Linked DNA regions of Homo sapiens: region 2 is linked to region 1. A link is a contact called in ENCODE Hi-C or POLR2A ChIA-PET data. All regions are on one chromosome and are shown on one strand. The core of a region is the stretch at or near the end of the contact, and the rest is flanking DNA. Distances in the headings are between cores, read along the strand shown. Region 1 holds the start of MARK2 (microtubule affinity regulating kinase 2). Region 2 holds the start of RPS6KA4 (ribosomal protein S6 kinase A4).

Evidence for each region. A loop is a pair of places that touch in the nucleus more often than their neighbours do. ChIA-PET counts read pairs that join two places held with the same protein, here RNA polymerase II (POLR2A). Pooled maps may share reads with other maps.
Region 2: a loop to region 1 is called in a map with no recorded cell type, with 10 times the contacts of the local background. The contact joins the promoter of RPS6KA4 here to the promoter of MARK2 in region 1. A Hi-C loop is called at or near these places in 1 of 37 single-sample maps with no recorded cell type and 6 of 50 pooled maps. POLR2A ChIA-PET finds 5 or more read pairs at or near these places in 1 of 52 experiments (activated B cell).

What each region holds. Positions count from the first base shown.
Region 1 is chr11:63,837,331-63,840,454 of GRCh38, forward strand. It overlaps MARK2 (microtubule affinity regulating kinase 2), which reads left to right and starts at 1,780. Exons shown (of 19, transcript NM_001039469.3): 1 at 1,780-2,230. The coding sequence starts at 2,177. RefSeq lists enhancers at 466-1,454, 1,715-1,864 and a silencer at 1,875-2,114.
Region 2 is chr11:64,357,778-64,360,768 of GRCh38, forward strand. It overlaps RPS6KA4 (ribosomal protein S6 kinase A4), which reads left to right and starts at 1,385. Exons shown (of 17, transcript NM_003942.3): 1 at 1,385-1,513; 2 at 1,601-1,672; 3 at 2,386-2,604; 4 at 2,700-2,815. The coding sequence starts at 1,459. RefSeq lists a silencer at 1,171-1,660 and enhancers at 1,410-1,937, 2,671-2,780.

The sequences.
Region 1 (3,124 bases), core at 530-3,029:
CCCTGCTTTCCAGACCCTGGCATTAGAGGTGATACCAGGCACAGGAATCAGCAACGTGTCTCCCTTTGGCCACCAGAGGGCAGATGATTCTCAAGGATCGAATTTGGGTTGGGGAGTGAGGTGTTCTCTGTCCTCCTCTTCTCTCTTTCCCTCACCTTCATGGGTGTGCCTTCACCTTCTTCCTCAACGGTTGGGTGCCTGAATAGAGCTGGTATGGGGCATGGGGAGCAGTGCTGAAGTCCCAGGATTTACTAAGAGTGTAGTGATACCTGTTGCCTTAGGAAGTACTTTCATACCCTGGTAATTACATCTGCTCAGATGCCTATTTCTCTGATTGATGGGATGAAGGCTGGCTCAAGATGCTGTAGCTGGGAGTTGGAGGTCAAGTAGCAGGGGTCCAATCAGCAGTTTTCCCAATAACTCCTGGAGCCTCTCTGCTCCTGTACCTTTGGGAACCTGTTGCCTGAGTCTGGTTTCTGACTCCTGCGGGGCCTCTGCCTCCTGCCCACCTTAAGCCACTGATGGGAGGGTGTGGTTCCAACGTGTTCCAGGTACTATGGGTGAGGACAGCTTGGCGCTGGGGAAATCAGCCCAGGATACTCCCTGTCCTTGGTAACGCAGTGTAAGGGGAAGTGAGGAATGGACTGCAGTTGCCATACAGACTTCCTGTTAGTCAAGGGCTCTCCAAAGCTGAGAAGGACCTCCGAGTTCATGAATCCAATGGCTTCACTTTACTGATGGGGAAAATGAGGCCCAGAGGAGGAAAGAAAAGAAACTTTAAATGCCTTATCTTGCAGAGGCATTTTAAAAGGTAACTGGAATTCAGAAATGTCATTTTGAATGTCAACGCAGGAGCAAAGGCAAAGGAAAGAGGAGCCTAAACTCAGTGATGTTATGTGATTTTTCCAAGATCACGCAGCATTGGCACTTGGCAGAGCTGGGGCTGAAATGCAGGGCCCTGGACGCTCCCGCATCCGGTGCAGAGGACGCTGCCCTGGGCCTGCCTGGGGCCTTGCCGAGCCCTGCGGACTAGATGCGGGAATGCACGGATGAATCCACAGAAGCCAAGATAGACGGTGGCAGACAGGCAATAGACTGATGCTGCATTTGACAGGTATATTGATAGGCTAGATGATAAAAAGAAGATGAATTTTATGAGCTGACCGACAGATGGACAGAAATGCAGACAGGAAGCTGCTATAGAACCAGAGGATGCCAATCACAGGGACGGCTAACAATCTTGTTTTGTATTTAGTCAAATCACAAGCACAGACAGGTGACCCACGCTTCCTGTTCAAGGTTTGAAAATGCCCGAAAACTGACGGAAAGACACGAAGCGAATCAGACTCCGAGAGCCACCCGGGGAAACGACCGGGTGCTCGGAGGGCCTCGGGTGTTGCCGGAAATGGCCGACGACCGCCCTCGGCAGGGCTGTGGGAGGGGGCGTGGCCGGCTCAGCACGCGGAGCAGCTTCGGGTATTTCCGGAAACTGCCGAAAGCCCCCTTGAAGTGGGCGGGGAAAGGCCGGTGGGCGTGGCTGGATGGCCGTGGACGGGGGCGGGGGGTAGGCACCCGGGGTCGCTTCGTGGATTTCCGTAAACAGAGCCGAAGCTTCGTCTTCGGAATCGAGGAGGAGAGCGCGTCCCCGGGGTTTACCTTCTTCGGCTGTTTCCGGAATTCACCCGTAGTCTGTGGCCGGGAGGAGAAGGCGCGCCCCACCTCCCGTTTCTAGCCGCTTCGGATGTTTCCGGCTGCTGCCGGCGAAAAGAGCCGAGGGCCGGCGGTGGTGGCGGCCATGTTGGGAGCAGCAGGTCCGGCGGCGGCTGCCTGTGTGCCGGGCGCGGAGCAGTGCCGCTGAGGGCAGGGGAGGAGCGAGGCAGGCGGCCGGCTGCGGCGGCAGAGAGTAGGCGGAGCGGCGCGGCCCGGCCGAAAGGCGGCACAGCCCAGCCGGGGGTCGGGGGGGTGCGGTCCGGAGCCGCTCGGAGCCGGCGCGGCCTAGCCCGAGCGGCGCATCCCCGGGCTGGCGTGAGCGGCTGCCCGGCCTCCCCGCACCCCCGGCCGGGGCCCATGCGGCGGGTGCTCCTGCTGTGAGAAGCCCCGCCCGGCCGGGCTCCGCGCCTTCCCTTCCCTCCCTTCCTCCAAGCTTCTCGGTTCCCTCCCCCGAGATACCGGCGCCATGTCCAGCGCTCGGACCCCCCTACCCACGCTGAACGAGAGGGACACGGAGCAGGTAAGGAGCCCCGAGGGCTCCCCGAATTCTCTGGCTGGGCCCTTTGCACCTTGCGGAGCCTCCTCCCTCTTCTGCTCTCCTCGTGCCCCTGCTGCCATCCTGCAAGCCTCGGCTGCCCTGTCATCCGGCTCCTGGCTCCGGCTCCGCACATCCCGCTTCCGAGTCCTGACCTGGGACCCACCTCGTCCTGACTCCAAGCTGCACACTTGTCTTTCTGCCAACCCCCGTCTCCCCTCACCGCCCTCCTGCGCTCTTCCGTGTCACCTCCCCAGCTTCCCTTTCTCTTCCCTTTTTCTCTCAGGGGCCTTTCTGGTCTTCCTCCACCCACGCTTAAAGCAGCCACCCTCCCGCTCCTCGAATAGCAGCACCCCGCGATTTGCCACAGATCGTTGTCCACCTCTCCCTTCGTCTCTCCTGCCTCGCTTCCCCTCCGCCCGCACCGGTTCTGCCAGTCTCTGGGTTATCACCCTCAGGGTCCTTGCCCTGGACTGCGCTCTCGATCCCTGGCCCCTTGCAGTTCCCCCAGCTTTTTCTACCCTGCTTCTTCGTTTTCCAAATTGTGCTCTCCCTCTTGCTTGCAACCCACCAGCTCCACCCTCATCACCTTTCCAAATCCTTCGCCTACTCTTTGCTCATCACTTTCCCTTCTTTGCTCCAGGAGCTCCCTGGATCCTGGCGCTGGCATTTGTCGCTTCCGTGTTTCCCCACAGCTGTCATGCGCATAGTTTTCCCACAGGTTGCGTTTGGGGTTCCAATCATCACTCCCTTCAGAGTCTTTGGATCCCTCTTGTTCTCTTCCCCTCGGGTTTGGCTTTTAGGTCCCTGGGCCTCTTGTTTCTCTCTGTGAGTGTTCTACCAGCCTTCTACTGGGCTCTTTCTCCCAACCCAAAGACA
Region 2 (2,991 bases), core at 135-2,634, 520 kb after region 1:
GTGGGGCAGTGAAGCCCCTGTTGCCCCGCCCCCACCCTCTCCCAGGGCACTGTCTTCTCTCTGTTCACATCCTCCTCCTACTCATCTCCCCTCCCTCCTTGAGGTTGAGCCCCCTCCCCAGGGAGTTCTCAGCCTGGCGGGGCATCACTTAATGCCAGGGGTTGCCAGGAGAGGTGGGAGGGACGCTGGCTCTCTGACCAGGGCCTCTAGCCTGATGCCTGAGAGGCGGGGCAATTCGGCTGGGGTGCAGGATGTGAGTCAGGGTACCTGGGGCCACCCAGGGGAGGGTGGAGCTGCCCAGGGCTGAGATAAGGCAGCCTGAACTTGGGGGGTGCAGAGCTGGGAGGGACGGTCCGTCCGGCCTCCCAGGTGTGACCTGCAGCAGCTTGAGTTCCTCCTCCTCTCAGCCAGGGCTTCACAGGACAGGGGCGTGGGGTGGACACCCTGGCCTCTCCAGCTGGCAGAGGAGCTGAGAGCCCCTCCCACCGGCCTCAGGGTGTGGGGCCTCATGGCTGTCCCACTCTGCTAGGTGGCCCCATTGGTGGTCAGGAAGGGAAAGGCAGGAAGAAGACGGAGCAGGGGCTCAGGAGGACCAGTCAGCAGGGGCCCTGGGCCTCATGGGGAGAGGGGGCAGCCCCGTGTGGCACTGACATCTCTTCTTGAGGCCTGCTCAGGGCTCTAAGCTGGGTACTGCACCAGGCTAGGAGACAACAGGAGCAGAACACGTGAGGTGCGCATGGCACCTGGTGGGCTCTGCACGGTGACTGGGGGCTGAAGTGCTTCTGCAGGCACCCCCGACAGAAAGCTGGTCAGAAAACTGGCCACTCCTCTCCTTGCCATGGGGTCCCAGGCCGGGCTCCAGCCCCCTCTTGGTGATGAGGCTCCTCCTTGCAAAGGCCAGTCCTCTGGGGAGAGGGGCCCTGCTGGCCACCCCCAGGACGATGGAGTGGGGTGGGCTCCACTGCCTGAGAGTTGGGTGACTTCCAGGATCCAGACCCCCTCTCAGCCTGCCCAGCACCAGGCACCTCGTCCCCCACCTTGGGGCACAGACTCCTAATGTCCTCCAGCCACTGGCTGCAGCCGGCATTCCCGGGCAGATTCCTGGCTTGGGGACTAATGCCCCAGAGGCTCCAGGTTACCCACGGGCTCAGGGATGGCTCCCACGGGGTGTTTCCAGTTCCCGGGAGAGTCGAGTAAGGTCCCGGAGCGCACGGCCCTGAGGCCTGGCCTGGGGGCTCGGGAGACAGGGCGGCCCCAGCCGGCCGCCCACCGGCAGCCCGGCGCTGTCACGTTCCAGCCGCCTGACTCAGGCCGCGCAGGGCGGGGAGCCGGGAGGCGGTGCCGGCGCCCGCCTCGGCCCCGGAGGCGGCACCAGGAAGCGCCCGCCCCGGCCGGAGCCGCCATGTAACCGGCGCCGCCCGGAGCCCGAGCCGCGCGGGCCCCAGCGACCCGCCCGCCATGGGGGACGAGGACGACGATGAGAGCTGCGCCGTGGAGCTGCGGATCACAGAAGGTGGGTGTGGGGCCTGACTGCGGCTGCCCGGGGCAGGCCGGGACGGGTCATGGACCGGCTGGGCTCATTCGCCCCCTGTGCCCACAGCCAACCTGACCGGGCACGAGGAGAAGGTGAGCGTGGAGAACTTCGAGCTGCTCAAGGTGCTGGGCACGGGAGGTGAGGACCCCCATCCACCGGGCAGGCGTCCCAGGCGCGGTGCCCCTGACCTCCTGCCTGCTCACTCTTGGGCCTGGGCCAGGCCACTGAGCAGGCCCCCCACCCTTTCCCGGCACAGCCTGCCTTGCCTGCCCCGCCCTGCCTCGCCAGAGTTTGCATGCCCACTTCCAGGGCACTCCACATTGACATCACTCCTCCCTCCACGGTCCTGTGCGTGCATACCCCCCTGGATTTGCCAACACCCTGGGGAGGGGGACTGGCGCCCCTCTCAAGTGATTTGCATAGCTCCTCCCTTTCTTCCAATATGGGATCCCCCTCCCACATTTTGCAAATGCCCCAGCGCTGGTTTGCGCATCCCTTCCCCAGCCAGGTGCACACCTCTGCCTCCCTTCCTTGCACTGGCATCTTTTCACATCCATCTGATCTCTCGCAGGTTTGCATATGCCCCGCCCCCATGCCTCGCAGCAGGCCCCCTGGAGATGCATGCTCCCCAGCCTGGTTTGCACATCCTTTCCCTGGTTTTGCTGGGCACCCTCCCGGGGTGTGCACACCCTTTCCTTAGAAGGCTCTGCCAGCTTTTTGCACACCTGCCTGTTGCCCCAGCTCCTTCGCCTCATTTGCACACCCTCCTGGGTTGGCATCGCCCCCACCCCCCAAGCCTGCACCAATCTCCCGCTCACAGCCCACCCTCCACCCACTCGCTGCTCCCACAGCCTACGGCAAGGTGTTCCTGGTGCGGAAGGCGGGCGGGCACGACGCGGGGAAGCTGTACGCCATGAAGGTGCTGCGCAAGGCGGCGCTGGTGCAGCGCGCCAAGACGCAAGAGCACACGCGCACCGAGCGCTCGGTGCTGGAGCTGGTGCGCCAGGCGCCCTTCCTGGTCACGCTGCACTACGCTTTCCAGACGGATGCCAAGCTGCACCTCATCCTGGGTGAGCGCACACCACATCCCAACGGGGTTGGGGTGGCTGGGGGCAGGCGAGGCCACCTGACGGGGCTGCTTCCTGACTTCCACTGCACCTCCCAGACTATGTGAGCGGCGGGGAGATGTTCACCCACCTCTACCAGCGCCAGTACTTCAAGGAGGCTGAGGTGCGCGTGTATGGGGGTGAGATCGTGCTGGCCCTGGAACACCTGCACAAGGTGGGTGAAGACCTGGCCGCAGGCTGTTGCTATGGAAACTGGGTCTGTGCCTTGGAAGGAATCTGCACGCAGGGCAGCCTCAGGCTTCCCCCTGGGCTTCCTGGGGGGCCAGTGGTGAGCTGGGTGGGAATTGGAGCTGCTTCCCCTGGACCCCTTGCAGGAAGCCTCAACGTTGC